2 separate regions of the Homo sapiens genome follow, and region 2 is linked to region 1. The links are chromatin loops, found by intact Hi-C in ENCODE. Cell type or tissue: mammary epithelial cell. All regions are shown on one strand. Each heading gives the region's core, and the rest is flanking DNA. Links, peaks and the distances in the headings are about the cores only.

Region 1 (8,490 bases), core at 218-8,217:
TTTGAGAACTAAGTGAAAACTAATGCCATCCATGAAAAGAAAGAAGAGGTATGAGATTAGGGGAGAAAAGAGGGAGACAAAAATAATTCAGTTTGCACATGTTTAGTTTCAGATGCCATTAAGACTTCTATCTTCTATGGGGCAATGTGCTTAAAACATCCCCCTCCCCCCACAACACACACACACGCCTGGTTATATAGGTCTGGACCTCACAGAGATATTGGCTAGAAAGATATATTTCAGTCATTAACATGGGGTATTAACAGAAGCCATGGGTACAGATAAGACTGTACAGAAAGGGCCAGGCACGGTGGCTCACGTCTGTAATCCCAGCACTTTGGGAGGCTGAGGCGGGTGGATCACTTGAGGTCAGGAGTTCGAGCCAGTCTGGCCAACATGATGAAACCCCATCTCCACTAAAAATACAAAAATTAGCTGGGTGTGGTGGTGCATGCCTGTAATCCCAGCTACTTGGGAGGCTGAGGTAGGAGAATCACTTGAACCCAGGAGGTGAAGTTTGCAGTGAGCTGAGGTCATGCCACTGCACTCCAGCCCAGGCAACAGAGCGAGACTCTGTCTCAAAAAAAAAAAAAAAACTGTACAGAAATAATTATCAGTCTGGGCCAGGCGTGGTGGCTCATGCCTGTAATCCCAACACTTTTGGGAAGCCAAGGTGGGCAGATCACGAGGTCAGGAGTTCAAGACCAGTCTGGCCAATATAGTGAAACCCTGTCTCTACTAAAAATACAAAAAATTAGCTGGGTGTGATAGTGTGCACCTGTAATCCCAGCTACTTGGGAGGCTAAAGCAGGAGAATCTCGTGAACCCGGGAGGCGGAGGTTGCAGTAAACCAAGATGGCGCCATTGCACTCCCTCCTGGATGACAGTGCCAGACTCCATCTCAAAAAAAAAAAAAAAAAACTATCAGTCTGAAATCAGAACTCAGAACACAATACCTAGCGAACACCAACATTTAAGGGATTCGTAGAGAAAAGAAGTCTGCAAAGAAGATTGGGATGCACCACAAGACAGCCCAGGAGAGAACAGTATTAGAGATTTACAAAAAAATTTTTTTTGAGACAGGGTCTCACTCTGTTCCCCAGGGCTGGAGTCCAGTGGCACGATCTGAGTTCACTGCAACCTCTGCCTCCTAGGCTCAAGCCATCCTCCCACCTCAGCCTCATGAGTAGCTGGGACTACAGATGCATGCCACCACATCCAGCTAATTTTTGTATTTTTTTTGTGGAGACAGGGTTTTGCCATGTTGCCCAGGCTGGTCTCTAACTCCTGGACTTAAGTGATCTGCCCGCCTCAGCCTACCAAAGTGCTGGGATTACAGGCATGGGCCATCACGACTGGCTGGTGATTAAAATATTTTTAAGGTTAAAAGTGTAAATGTTACAAGAAAGAAGAGGTGGCAGACCAGCCTGGGCAACAGGGAAGGGAGGGGAGGGGAGGGGAGGGGAGAGGAGGGGAGAGGAGGGGAAGGGAGGGGAGGGGTGGGGAGGGGAGGGGAGGGGTGAGGAGGGGAGGGGAGGGGTGGGGAGGGGAGGGGTGGGGAGGGGAGGGGAGGGGGAAAGACAGAAAGAAAAGGAAAAACAGGGCAATGATATGCCCACTGGGTGAAACAGTGAGAAGGGTATTGATGATCTGGCAAGAACAAATTCAGTGAATATGAAGAAGTCAATCCGCAGTTGACTAGAAGCAACCAGAAAATCAGGAAGTGGAGATCGTACATGCAGATTTTTGTTGTTGCTTTAGAAATCTAGCTGTAAAAAGAAGGTGAGCGATAGAGCAAGAGCTAAAAGGGAAAGGGTAAGATTATTTTTTCTTTTTACAGATTGAAAAGATTTTTCATAAAGAAGTACAACTGAAAGTACAACCCAGTCGCTATTAATGACAATATAGCTTCCATTAATAAATAAAATCACGTGGGCCGGGTGTGGTGGCTCACACCTGTAATCCCAGCACTTTGTGAGGCTGAGGCAGGCAGATCACAAAGTCAGGAATTCGAGATCAGCCTGATCAACATGGTGAAACCCTGTCTCTACTAAAAATACAAAAATTAGCCGGGCGTGGTGGCGCATGCCTGTAATCCCAGCTACTCAGGAGGCTGAGGCAGGAGACTCTCTTGAACCCAGGAGGCAGAGGTTGCAGTGAGCCGAGATCATGCCACTGCACTCCAGCCTGGGCGACAGAGCAAACCTCTGTCTCAAAAATAAATAAATAAAAATAAATACATAAAATCGCTCAAATAAGGTACTAACTCTTAAAATCTAAAATTATTTCCAGCAGCTCCTCAAACTTTCCTTTTATAAGATCATTCTGCCTATAAGCTTTTATTACCAAAAATAATTCTACACAATTTTGGTTATAAAGGTAATACCTGGTCAATAGAAGTTATTTTTACTTACGGAGCTTGGGTACGGGTAGTATATTCTTTGAATTCACTATCATGAATAGTGAAATAAGGTCGGAAATCACTGAAGTACTTTAATGGAGAAATACAGCTGTGGAGCAGGAAGAACATGTAAAATAAAGGACACAGAAATTAAAGGTCCTAATCTATAACTAGAAAACATCTATACAAACGGTATACACACAAAGGGATACTTTGTTTATTTTAATAAATGGTAAACTCATTTCACAGAATTAGAAAGACAGATATATGTAATGTGAAATGGCATACTGAAAGAACACACTGGGTTTGGGGCAGAAGATGCGGTGAAATTCTGGCTCTACTGTTCACTAGCTATGTGCCTTTGACTCTACACTGATCATTCACACAAGTAATATTTATCAAGGAACAACTTCATGTAATGAATCAATGTGCCTGCCACTCAGAACAACAAAGGCATGGTTCCAGCCCTCAGGGAGCCTGAATCAATTTTCTCATCCATAAAATGGTGCTATAATAAGCATTACCTTCTGATAGGGTTTTTGCATGGATCAATGCAATAATGGGTGGGGAAAAATACGACAGGTGGGAAGTGCTGCAAATATCACCAACAGGTTAAGTACTGCAGCATCCAAAAAAAAAACCCAGAAATAGTAACCAAATAGACTCACTTAACAAGTGCCAATACAGTCTCTGATGATTCCGATGGTGATGGCGCCATAACCACAAGGGGCTCCCCCAACAGCACCAGCTCCCAGAGCATCTGACTATGAAGGAAAACTGGGCAGAAACACCTGAAAGGTGATGCACAGTAGAAATACTTTTTAATGTAGCCAATCCTGTTTTTAAAATTCCTACATAATCTTTCTAAAAACTCCACATTGATATAAATTCTTCCTGCTATTTGTATCCTGATCTGATACACAAATTCATTTAGAATATGGTGATGTATAGAGACATAAGTCCCTTTTATCCACATAAAAATATCTATCAATTTGACTCATCCTAATTTTTACAAAATTAAATGTAATATATTGACACACAGAATAACTGACAATAAAAGCATATAATTCTCAAATTGTTGTACCATATGATCGATCTATTTTATCAATATTGCTTTGATACTTTGAATTTCAATCCTAAATATTTTTAAGGAAATAAGAAAAATTAATTTTCCAAGGGCACTTATTGGATATACTTAACTTAAAACCCAATACTTCTGACATTAAAGAATGATGACAAATCACAAGGGGGAGTGCTAATGCTGAACAAGAGCGAAACTCCTGGGCAGATACTCCCTCTACAGAAGTGCTGAGTATTTTTACAGCAGCCCTGGAATTGGGTGGAGGCCTGTTGGGACACAACTCTGCTAGTATGTTACCAGGCCTAAGACACTTGGTAACTTTCACTTATTTAGGAATTTCCTCCTGGCTTGGTAAAAAATTTTCCTAGTAGATTAGGGGGGAAAATCTTATCTATTTATGAAAATCACAACCAATCCACTCAGTTGAAAAGACACACATGCAAATAAAAAAGAAAAGAAAAATCAAACAACAATTAAGTGCAAAAATATGCAACAAATTATGAGATGGAAATTAGGGGAGTTAATTTTAACTATTCAAAAACAAGATAAGTGCCACAAAAGAAACAAACAACAACAAAAAAACAGCTCATGGGTAAGGCAAAGGAGCTCTTCCTCTTCCCTTCCTAAACAACTCAGTCCTAAAGCAGAACATGGTAGGTATCTCTGCCATGAGGGAAAGAGAGCCGTATTGACCAGGGAGGCGTGTCAGAGCTTATGTAAGGTAAGGTGGACATCTACATGCAGATAGTGGCCTACTGTGGAACTGCTGGAGCCCAAATGTGGTGAGCAATGTATACATGTGTGGGGATTATTTGGTTTCAGTTCACAGAGCCCAGGAAGCACAGACAGGTAGCCTGATGAGTAGCATCAAAGACAGAATGAGTTGAGGAGGTTGTCACAATGTGGGACCACCTGGCATAAGGTGTCAGAGCAGAGAAATGAGGGTATCTCCATGGAGAAGTACCCTGGAGTAGGGTAAGCACACAAGCAGGGTAAGGAGAGCACTCATGTGAGGCTTGACCTGGTGTTGAGAGTCAGAGCCCAAAAAGGGGAAGATGGCACCCACCTGGAGATGTGGTCTAGTGGGACAGAGTAACCTGAATGAGACAGGAGGGTATCCATGGGGGTGGGGGTGGGGGGTCAATCCAACAAGAAGAATCAGAGAGTGAGCAGGGTAAGGAGGGTATCCATGCAGAAGGGAAGCCAGGTGTAGAATGTCAGGGCCCAGTGGGGATGAGAAAACTATTAGCTTGGGGGACAAAGTTGCAGCAGAGTCCTAGCCAGAGCAATCAGAGAAGAGAAAGAAATAAAGAGCATGCAAATTGGTAATGAGGAATTTAAACTGTCACTGTTTGCTGATGACATCATATACCTAGAAAACCTTAAAAACTCATCCAAAAACCTCCTAGAACTGGTAAATGAATTCAGCAAAGTTTCCGAATACAAAATTAATGTACACAAATCAGTAGCTCTCCTATACACCAACAGCAACCAAGCTGAGAATCAAATCAACCCCTTTTACAATAGCTGCAATACATAAAATACTAAGGAATATACTTACTCAAGGAGGTGAAAGACCTCTACAGGGAAAATGACAAAACACTGCTGAAAAAAATCACAGACGACACAAACAAATGGAAACACATCCTATGCTCATGGATGGGTAGAGTCAATATTGTAAAAATGACCATACTGCCAAAAGCAATCTACAAATTCAACGCAATTCCCATCAATGCCCTCCTTACACTGCTTGTTCCCATCATTCGTCACAGAACTAGAAAAAACAATCCTAAAATTCATATGGAACCAAAAAAGAGCCTGCATAGCTAAAGTAAGACTAAGCAAAAAGAACAAATCTGGAAGCAATACATTATCTGCCTTCAAACTACACTGTAAAGCCATAGTCATCAAAACAGCATGGTACTGGTATAAAAATAGGCATATAGACCAATGGAACAGAACAGAGAACCCAGAGATAAAGCCAAATGCTTACAGTCAACTGATCTTCAACAAAGCAAACAAAAACATAAAGTGGGGAAAAGACACCCTATTTAACAAATGGTGCTGAGATAATTGGCAAGCCACATGTAGAAGAATGAAACTGGATCCTCATCTCTCATCCTTTACAAAAACAAACTCAAGATTAATCAAAAACTTAAATCTAAGACCTGAAATCATAAAATTTCTAGAAGATAACATTGGAAAAAACCCATCCAGGCATAAACCTAGGCAAAGACTTCATGACCAAGAACCCAAAAGCAAATGCAACAAAACAAAGATAAATAGATGGGACTTATTTTGCTTCTGTACAGCAAAAGAAATAATCAGCAGAGTAAACAGACAACTCACAGAATAGGAGAAAATCTTCACAATCTATACATCCAAACAAAGGACAAATATCCAGAATCTATAAGGAACTTAAATCAGCAAGAACAAAATAAACAATCCCATCAAAAAGTGGGCTAAGGACATGAATAGACAATTCTCAAAAGAAGATATACAAATTGCCAACAAACATTAAAAAATGCTTAACATCACTAATTATCAGGGAAATGCAAATCAAACCCACAATGCACTAGTACCTCACTCCTGCAAGAATAGCCATAATCAAAAAATCAAAAAATAATAAATGTTGGTGTGGATGTGGTGAAAAGGGAATACTTTTACACTGTTGGTAGAAATGTAAACTAGTACAACCACTATGGAAAACCGTACAGAGATTCCTTAAAGAACTAAAAGTAGATCTACCATTTGATCCAGCAATCCCACTACTGGGTATCTACCCAGAGGAAAGGAAGTCATAAAAAAAAAAAAAAGATTCTTGCACATGCATGTTTATAGCAGCACAATGCACAATTGCAAAAATATGGAACAAGCCCAAATGCCCATCAATCAATGAGTGAAAAAAAAAAAATATATATATATATAGTTGTATGTGTGTATATATATATTTGTCCCCCATGCTAATACTTTTCTCATCTCCCCTGGGCCCTGACATTCTACACCTGGCTTCCCTTCTGCATGGATACCCTCCTTACCCTGCTCACTCTCTGATTCTCCTTGTTGGATTGACCCCCCACCCCCACCCCCATGGATACCCTCCTGTCTCATTCAGGTTACTCTATCCCACTAGACCACGTCTCCAAGTGGGTGCCATCTTCCCCTTTTTGGGCTCTGACTCTCTGTATATATATACACACACACACACACACACCGTGGAATACTACTCAGCCATAAAAAGGAATGAAATAAAGGCATTCAGAGCGCCCTAGATGGAATTGGAGACCATTATTCTAAAGTAACTTAGGAATGGAAAACCAAACATCATATGTTCTCACTCATAAGTGGGAGCTAAGCTATGAGGATGCAAAGACATAAGAATGATACTATGAACTTTGGGAACTCAGTGGGGAAAGGGAGGGAGGGGGTGAGGGATAAAAAGACTACATATTGGGTACAGTGTACATTCCTCGTGTGATGGGTATATCAAAATCTCAGAAATCATCACTAAAGAACTTATTCATGCAACCAAACACCACCTATTCCCCAAAAACCTTTTGAAATAAACAAAAAACCTAAAAAAAAAAAAGTTGCAGCAGAGATGCAGCATTGATTACTAACAGAGGTATTGATTAAATCAGTTAATAAAAAATAATTTAATATATGAGTGTGTATATATACATGCATTTACATACACACACACACACACACACACACATACATACACACACACACATCCTAGCTTTGTCCACTTGAGAGGGTCTAAAAGCAATGATATCTCAATATCAATAAGCACACCAAGTGCCCAGATCTTGTCTTCTAAATCTTATTCTCTGCTAAAAAGAACAAAGGCTTTTTAGAGAAATGGCTGGTTCTAGGGCTTGGGAAGAGAAAATACAAGATGATCTGGAACCCAAGAGAATGGAAAACATGTCCACACAAAGACGTATACACAAATGTGGACAGTAGCATTATTCATAATAACCAAAAGTGTAAACCATCCAAACCTGCATCAAAAGGTGAATGGATAGACAAAATGTAGTATATCCACATGGAATTTTTTTTTTTTTTTTGAGATGGAGTTTTGCTCTTGTTGCCCAGACTGGAGTGCAATGGCGCGATCTTGGCTCACCACAACCTCCGCCTCCCAGATTCAAGAGATTCTCCTGCCTCAGCATCCAGAGTAGCTGGGATTACAGGCATGTGCCACCACACCCGGCTAGTTTTGTATTTTTAGTAGAGATGGGGTTTCTCCATGCCAGTCAGACTGGTCTCGAACTCCCGATCTCAGATGATCTGACCACCTTGGCCTCCCAAAGTGCTTGGATTACAGGCGTGAGCCACTGCACCTGGCCCATCCACATGGAATATTATTCAACCATTAAAAAAATGAAGTACAGACAGTCCCCATGTTACAATGGGTCGACTTACAATTTTTAACTTTATGATGTTGCAAAAGCAGTACGCATTCAGTATGCTCCTCAACATATGACAGACTTACCTCCAGATAAGCCCATTGTAAACTGAAAATATCAAAAACGCACTTTCAACTTACAATTTGCAAACTTACAATGGGTTTAACAGGACATAACCCCCTTATAAGTCTAGGAGCATCTGTACTGATTCATGATACTGCACAGATGAACCTTATAAACATTATTCTGGGTGAAGGAAGACAGACACAAAAGGTCACATTTTGTATGATTCTAGTTAAATGTAATGTCCAAAACAGGCAAGTCCATAGAGACAGAAAGTAAATTAGTAATGGCAAGGGGCTGGGAAGAAGAGGGAATGGGAACTGCTAATAGGTACAGGGTTATGTTTTGAGGTGATGAAAATGTTCTGGAATTAGCAGTGATGGTTGCACAACTTTGTGAATATATTAAAAAACTAGTGAATTGTACTTTAAAAGGTTGAATATTGTATGATATGATAATTACAAACCAGTTTATTTAATTACCAAAAAAAAAAAAGATAAACCCGGAATATCTCACACCAGAAAGCAAGA
Region 2 (8,490 bases), core at 133-8,132, 210 kb after region 1:
TTTTGAGACAGTTTCACTCATGTTGCCCAGGCTGGAGTGCAATGGTGCAATCTCAGTTTACTGCAACCTCCGCCTTCGAGGTTCCAGCGATTCTTCTGCCCTGGCCTCCCAAGTAGCTGGGATTACAGGCATGTGCCACCATGCCCTGCTAATTTTACGTTTTTAGTAGAGACGGGGTTTCTCCATGTCGGTCAGGCTGGTCTTGAACTCCCAACGTCAGGTGATCTGGCTGCCTCGGCCTCCCAAAGTGCTGGGATTACAGGCGTGAGCCACCGTACCTGGCCCTTCTTCTTTTTTTTTTGAGATGGAGTTTCGCTCTGTCGTCCAGGCTGAAGTGCAGTAGCGTGACACGGGGTTTCACCATGTTGGCCAGGCTGGTCTCTCGAACTCCTGGCCTCAGGTGATCCATCCCCCTCGGCCTTCCAAAGTGCTGGGATTACAGGCATGAGCCACTGCGCCCGGCCCTTTTTTGTTTGTTTTTCTTTTTAATAATGCCATGGTTCTATATTCTACAGCCTTGAAAAAACCCTTATAGAAGATATTCCTTATAATACTCTTGAGTTCTAAATAGTTTGACTATGACTTACAGTGTTTAAACACCATTACTTCCCATCTTTTTTCTTAAAACCTACCTATGGATTTCAAGAAACATTGCCTCAGGCCACTGGACAAAGTGTTGTATTTCATGCCCCTGCCCTACCTATACCACATAAAAATACCATTTTGAAGATGGCTACTTCTAAATGAATGAGGCTTGTTAAAATATTAAAGAAGTATTTAATGATGAATTTTAAAGGGAAAATATGTGGATCTGTTGATTAGGAGGTTTTATTTCTGGATTAAGAAACGGCTATATTTCCGTCAGAAAAGAAAAAAATTTAAAAGGCTATATTGCCTTTGTGCTATAAATTTGTGATTTTAATAACAGTTATTTTGCATATTTAAGTAAGTAGACATTTCAAGAAATTGGTTTGTCTTTAATGTTCTTTATGAAGTGTTTTCTGTTGATACTGTGTCATTTGTTTCTAGGTTGCTGCTAACACTCCAAGTATGTACTCTCAGGAACTATTCCAGCTTTCTCAGTATCTACAGGTAAAAGTACATCTTGAGACTTCTTAAAAGCAGAATTTCTTTTAAACTTTTAAAAGTTCTTAAAAGCAGAATTAGGGCCAGGCATGGTGGCTAATGCCTGTAATCCCAGGACTTTGGGAGGCCTAGGCAGAAGGATTCTTTGAGGCCAAGAGTTTGAGACCAACCTGGGCAATAAAGTGAGACCCCTTTAATTTAAAAAAATTTTTTTAATTAACCAGGTGTGATGGCGTGCATCTGTAGTCCCAGCTACTTGGGAGGTGGAGGTGAGAGGATTACTTGAGCCCAGGGGGTCGAGGCTGCAGTGAACTTTGATGGCACCACTGCACTCCATCCTAGGCAACAGAGCAAGACCCTGTCTGAAGAAAAGAAGGGCAGAATTAAACAACTTATATTTTATTTTGCAAATTCACAAATATAGGATAAAAAAATGGCTGGATGCAAATAGAAAAGAAATACTGTCTTTTCAAAAAAGAACAAAGGATTAAAAGTAGATCTTATGAAGAAAGATAAAAGAGTCAACATTAAATCTAGAGAAAAGCCTTTGTACAAGAGGAATTTTTTTGTTCAAGTATGAGGAGGTTCCAAAACAGTTTTTAAAAATCTGTTTTCAAATTTTTTTGGAGACAGGGTCTCGCTCTGTCTCTCAGGCTGAAGTGCAGTGGCATGATCAGAACTCACTACAGCCTCGAACTCCTGGGCTCAAGTCTTTTTCCTGCCTCAACCTCCCAAAGTGCTGGGATTATAGGTGTGAGCCGCCATGCCGAGCCCCAAAACAATTCTTTATCCATAGATGACTTTTGTTTTGTTTTATTTTATTTTATTCTGTTTTATTTTTGAGATGGAGTCTCACTCTGTAGCCCAAGCTGGAGTGCAGTGGTACAATCTCAGCTCACTACAACCTCTGCCTCCTGGGCCCAAGCGATTCTCCTGCCTCAGCCTCCTGAGTGGCTGGGACTACAGGCATCCACCACCCACAGCTGGCTAATTTTTTGTATTTTAGTAGAGACAGGGTTTTACCATGTTGCCCAGGGTGGTCTCAAACTCCTGAGCTCAGGCAATACACCCACTTCAGCCTCCCAAAGTGTTGGGATTACAGGCATGAGCCATGGCGCCCGGCCCATAGATGACTTTTAAATAAAAAATAACTGGGAGAGATTTTGATTGCTTAATAATATTAATAGCAAGTAATTATATAGCACTTATTATATGCCAAGCTTCATTCTAGCACTTTACCTATATTATTTAATTCTCACAACAGTCTTACAAGGTGCATATTTTATTCCTATTTTTACAGATAGAGTAACTGAGAGGCAGGAAGATTTAATAATTTATACAGTATCACATATCAAGTATATGGTAGAGCTGGGATTTGAACCTGGACAGCCAGACCTCAGATTTTCTGCTTTGTGTAACTACTGTGCTGTGCTGCTGGATTCACAGAATAATTTCTTGGTGTAGAGCAGATACTGCTTCAAGTTAATGCCATATTTAAAGAACCGTATAAATCTTTAAAAAGCAAACAAGTGTTTTGGGTTGTTTTTTTTTTTTTTTCTGGTTTTTGTGGGTTTGGGCTAGATTATGTTTCTTATTCTGGTGAGGGAGCATGGTTAAAGAAAACTCCTGGATCAGGAGATTAGAGACTGAGGTATTTTTTGTTTTTGTTTTTTTTTTTTTGAAATGGACTTTCGCTCTGTCACCCACGCTGGAGTGCACTGGCGCAATCTAGGCTCATTGCAACCTCCACCTCCCGGGTTCAAGCAGTTCTCCTGCCCCAGTCTCCCGAGTAGCTGGAATTAAAAGCATGTGCCACCACACCTGGCTAATTTTTTGTATTTTTAATAGAGTAGAGTACATTTTTAGGTTTCACCATGTTGGCCAGGCTGGCCTTAAACTCCTGACCTCAAGTGATCCATCCACCTTGGCCTCCCAAAGTGCTGGGATTACAGGTGTGAGCCACCGCACCAGGCAAGATTGAGGTTTTTATCTTAGTTCTGCTACTCAACCCACTTTTGTGACCTTGAGTGAGTCATTTTATGTGGGTAGGCCTTCAGTTGTCTTTTGTTTCAAATAATAGAACCAAACCTGTGATCCTGGGTCCCTATATTCTTTTTTGAGGTGGAGTCTTGCTCTGTTGCCCAGGCTGGAGTGCGGTGGCGTGATCTTGGCTCACTGCAACCTCCACTTCCCGGGTTCAAGCGATTCTCCTGCCTCAGCCTCCTGAGTAGCTGGGACTACAGGCATGTGCCACCACGCCTGGCTAATTTTTTGTATTTTTAGTAGAGAGGAGGTTTCACCGTGTTAGCCAGGATGGTCTCCAATCTCCTGACCTCGTTATCTGCCCACCTTGGCCTCCCAAAGTGCTGGGATTACAGGCCTGAGCCACCACACCCGGACCCCTACATTCTTTTATAGGAATCAATCAGTGAGAACAGTTTCATCTTAGTTAAGAATGTACACATCTATGAAAATGAACAGAAAATTATCAATGTATTAATCAGATCTTATCTTCCACCAGGCATAATGTATGCATAGAAAAACATTACACATTTGGATTTTAATAGAGTATTTAAGAGTATTCTAAGCCAAAATTCCCTCATTTAATCCTTGGCTTTAATTTCTGACCTACTGGAAAAGTTGTTTAACCCTTTTGTGCCTCATTTTCCTCATCTGTGAAATGGATATAGTAATAGCACTTAACTTACACAGAATTGTGAAGAATAAAAAAATTAATATATGTAAAGCACTTAGAACAGTTCCTGGCACATAGAATGTATGCCATAAATGTTAGTAGTTTACCATTCAATAGGAAGGCACATTAATTAAGCTGCTTATTATTAGAGGTGGAAGAAAACTTTGAGATTAATGTAGTTTAAACCTCATTTTTCATATGAGAAATGTGGGGCTCATATAGGTTAAATTATTTGCCCAGGCATGTATACTACTGTTACTAGTCATCGTGGATAGCAAATCTCACTCCCTCACTCTCTCACTCTTTCCAACCTTCTTGTTCTGTGAATATCCCTAGTGTCCTAATCCTCTGCTGTTCCTTTTCTAGCTCTTTGAGATAAAATTATACCAGTCTTTTCTGTATATGTTCTTATTGAACTGCTAAAGTTCTAATGTAAATTGTGAACATTTTAAGTAAAAACTGGAATAGATGCATTTTATACCTTAGAACTAACTAAAAGACCATTCCTGGACATATTAGATTTCTGTTAGGATATAGTTCATGGAGTTAAACTCTAAATGGAATTGAATTAAAAAGGTGAAATTACACCATCTAGTGGAAGTAGATTCTAAAGATATGGTTGGTTGATGGTTTTGTTTTTCAGTAAAACTTTTTGCAGCATCTGAGTGATTTCCTGAATGTTAGGAATGTTTTAGGAACTTAAACTTGGCAAATAGTCTCTTAAGTGAAGCTGTGTTTTAATATGGATTCTGAGGTGTATGGCTTTTTATTAGATTCTTTAACCGATAGCTTTATTATAACCTATAGCTTATATTAAAATGTAGTACCTCTAAGTAGACAAAATTTTCCGTAGTCATTATTTATCAAGGATGTGGAGAGCAATAAATTAATGCTTTAAACCTCAAGTACTATGTTTGAAGTGTATACTTCTCTGTTGAGGTGTCTCAGAGGCGTTAGGGTCATAAGTGTTCCTCTGGATAATGACAGGAATAGAACAAGGTGAAGAAGGTATGCCAAAACCACAACTAAGTGCTATGAGCATTTCACCTTGATTCTGAGTAAAGGAGTCTCGCTTAACAGCTATTAACTGTTAACAAGCCACCTAAAGTTTAGACTTTGTACACCAATGTCTTTCTCTGTAAAATATATCTTTGGGCTGGGCACGGTGGCTATGCCTGTAATCCCAGCACTTTGGGAGGCTAAGGCGGGCGGATCACCTGTGGTCAGGAGTTCGAGACCAGCCTGACCGACATGGAGAAACCCCCGTCTCTACTAAAAATACAAAACCAGCTGGGCGTGGTGGCGCATGCCTGTAATCCCAGCTACTCGGGAGGCTGAGGCAGGAGAATGACTTGGACCCAGGAGGCGGAGGCTGCGGTGAGCCGAGATCATGCCACTGCACTCCAGCCTGGACAATAAGGGTGAAATTCTGTCTCAAAAAAAAAAAAATTATATATATATATATATATATATATATATATATATATATATATATTTACATATAATATATATTATATATAATATATAATGTGTATATATATACACATAACATATATAACACATTATATATATATATTATGTGTAAATATATATGTATCTTTGGATATATATATCTTTGGAGCTGCCAAATAGTTATTTAATTCTCCCATTATAAGTCCCTTAATTACATTGAACCAATATTCAGTGGACTCTTACCTATTTTGGTATATTAATTACTGCTAAGTGTTATATAGTCAGAGAGAATCAGAACACCTGAAAATGCAATAGGCTGTGCGAGTGAAGCAATCTCTCTTTTTAAATGTATATATTGGCCGGGCACGGGGGCTCTTGGCCTGTAATCCCAACACTTTGGGAGGCCGAGGCAGGCAGATCACTTGAGACCAGGAGTTCAAGACCAGCCTGGCAAACATGGAGAAAGCTCATCTCCACAAAAAATACAAAAATTAGCTGGGCATGGTGGTGTGCACCTGTAGTCCCAGCTGCTCAGAAGGCTGAGGCATGAGAATTGCTTGAACGCGGGAGGTGGAGGTTGCAGTGAGCCAAGATCATGCCACTGTACTCCAACCTGGGCTGCAGAATGAGACTCTGTCTCAGAAATAAAACAAAAATGTATACGTTTATATAAACAACATTTTTAAAAGGAAAAATTAAAAGCTATTTCTATTTTGGATATCATACTTGTGCAATTAAGCCATTATAAAGTATTTTTGCTGATGACCAGATTATCTTGGCTTCAGTTGGAATGAGTTTGTTCTGAGATGTATATATTTCACATATATTCACATATATGTGTATGTGGTTGTATATATACACATGTATACATGTATATACTATCATGTATCGCTTAACAGGCATATGATCTCATTAGGTGATTTTGTCTTTGTGTGAACATTATACATTGTACTTACATAACCTAGATGGCGTAGCCTATTACACACCTAGGCTATATAGTGTAGCCTATTGCTCCTAGGCTACAAACCCATACAGCATGTTATTGTACTGCATACTGAAGGCAGTTGTAACACAATAGTATTCGTGTTTAGAAACATATCTAAACACAGAAAAGGTACAGTAAAAATAACAGTATAAAAGATAGAAAAAGGCTGGAGGCAGTGTAATCCCAGCACTTTGGGTGACCGAGGCAGGAGGAACACTTGAGGCTAGGAGTTCGAGACCAGCCTGATCAACTTGGCAAAACCCTGTCTCTACTAAAAATACAAAAATTAGCTGGGCATGGTGGCACATGCCTGTAGTCCCAGCTACTCGGGAGGCTGAGGTACCAGAATTGCTTGAACCCAGGAGGCAGAGGTTGCAGTAAGCCGAGATCACACCACTGCACTCCAGCCTGGATGACAGAGCAAGGCTCTGTCTCAAAAAAGAAAAGAAAAGAAAAGAAAAAGATAGAAAATGATATACCTGTACAAGGCACTTACCATGCATAAAGCTTGCAGGACTGGAAGCTGCTCTGGGTGAGTCATTAAGTGAGTGGTAAGTGAATGTGAAGGCCTGTGACATTACTGGACATTACTGTAGACTTTATAAACACTGTACACTTAGGCTGCTTTAAATATATATTTAAAAAGTTTTTGGGGCAGGCATGGTGGCTCATGCCTGAAATCCCAGCACTTTGGATGGCTAAGGTGGGAGGATCTTTGAGACCAGGAGTTCAAGACCATCCTGAGCAACATAAGAACGCCCCATCTGTTAAAAAAAAAAAAAACAAAAAAAAAAACTTTAAATAAAAATATTAGCTGGAGGTTGGGTGCGGGGACTCACACCTGTGATCCCAGCACTTTGGGAGGCCAAGGCGGGCGGATCACTTGAGGTCAGGAGTTCGAGACCAGCCTGTCCAACATGGTAAAACGCCGTCTCTACTGAAAATACAAAAATGAGCCAGGCGTGGTGGTGCTGCATGTCATCCCAGCTACTCAGGAGGCAGAGGTGAGAGAATTGCTTGAACCCAAGAGGCGGAGGTTGCAGTGAGCCAAGATCGCGCCATTGCACTCCAGCCTGGGCAACAGAGAGAGACTTCGTCTCAGAAAAAGAAAAAAAAAAAAATTAACTGGGCATGGTGGTGTGTGTCTGCCTCCTAGCTATTTGGAGGGCTGAGGCAGGAGGATCATAAGCTCAGGAGTTTGAGATTACAGTGAGCCATCACTTAGTGACATCATCATGCAACAGCACTCCAGCCTGGGTGACAGACCTAGACTCTTGTCTCAAAAAAAGAAAAAAAAGTTCTTCTTTCTTCAATAATAAGCTAACCTTAGCTTGCTGTAACTTTTTTACTTTATAAACTTACAAGTTTTAAAACCTTTTTGACTCTTGTATTCACACTTAGCTTAAAACACAAACACGTAGTACAACTGTTCAAAAATATTGTTTCTATTCTTAATTTATAAGCTTTTTATTATTAAAAATTTTTTAAACTTGCTTTTACTTTTTAAACTTTTTTGTTAAAAATGAAGACATAAGCACACACATTAGCCTAGGCCTACACAGTATCAAGATCATCATTATCACTATTTTCCACCTCCACATCATATCCCACTGAAAGGTCTTCAGGGGCAGTAACATGCATGGAGCTGTCATCTCCTGTGATAACAGTGCCTTCTTCTGGATACCTCCTAAAGGACCTCTCTGAAGGTATTTTACAGTTAATGTTTTTTTCTTTTTAATAAGCAGAAGGAATGCACTCTATAATTAACAATAAAAAGTATAGTACATGCATAAACTGATAAAGTCATATAATACTATTATGTATTATGTACTATATATAATTATATGTGCTATACTTTTATATAACTGGCAGCACAGTAGGTTTGTTTACACCAACATCTCCTCAAACACGTGAGTAATGCCCCCTTGTGTTACAATGTTAGGATGGCTATGATGTCATTAAGCGATAGAAATTTTTCAGCTTCATTGTAATTTTTGGGGACTACTGTGTATATGCAGTCTATAGTTGACTGAAATGTTGTTTTGTGGTGCATGACTGTGTATGTGTGTATGCATAGATATATGTCTACATACACACAGTGTGTATGTATGTGTGTGTGTGTATAAAATGCAAACCTGAAACATTTGTTAGCTTTTTCTATTGTATGTTTTTAAAAACTTGCTCTTCCAAATTATGAATAAAAAGAAAACAAAAAACAGGTGACTTGTTTTCTATTATGGGAGAAGTTGCAGTTAGAGAACCTCTAATAGCA

The links. Hi-C counts contacts between places; a loop is a spot of excess contacts. Peaks named below come from ENCODE experiments on the same cell type or tissue, not always from the same donor. Only the 100,000 strongest peaks of a DNase experiment are listed, where the experiment ranks them.
Region 2: it touches region 1 in a loop (8-fold over the local background); 23 of 110 quality-filtered maps call a loop at or near these places.

Annotation. Positions count from the first base shown.
Region 1 is chr3:57,643,247-57,651,736 of GRCh38, forward strand. It overlaps DENND6A (DENN domain containing 6A), which reads right to left. Exons shown (of 20, transcript NM_152678.3): 10 at 3,070-3,192; 11 at 2,415-2,510. It also overlaps a transcript of PDE12 not described here. Among named protein-coding and RNA genes, the nearest start is that of DENND6A, 46 kb to the right of the region's middle. In mammary epithelial cell, for the core only: a CTCF peak has its summit at 3,655; a DNase peak (open chromatin) is centred at 3,715; H3K27ac peaks cover 1,148 bases.
Region 2 is chr3:57,848,725-57,857,214 of GRCh38, forward strand. It overlaps SLMAP (sarcolemma associated protein), which reads left to right. Exons shown (of 25, transcript NM_001377540.1): 6 at 1,030-1,092. Among named protein-coding and RNA genes, the nearest start is that of SLMAP, 97 kb to the left of the region's middle. In mammary epithelial cell, for the core only: a CTCF peak has its summit at 4,380 (motif pointing left); no DNase peak of the experiment used is centred there; H3K27ac peaks cover 1,068 bases; H3K27me3 peaks cover 120 bases.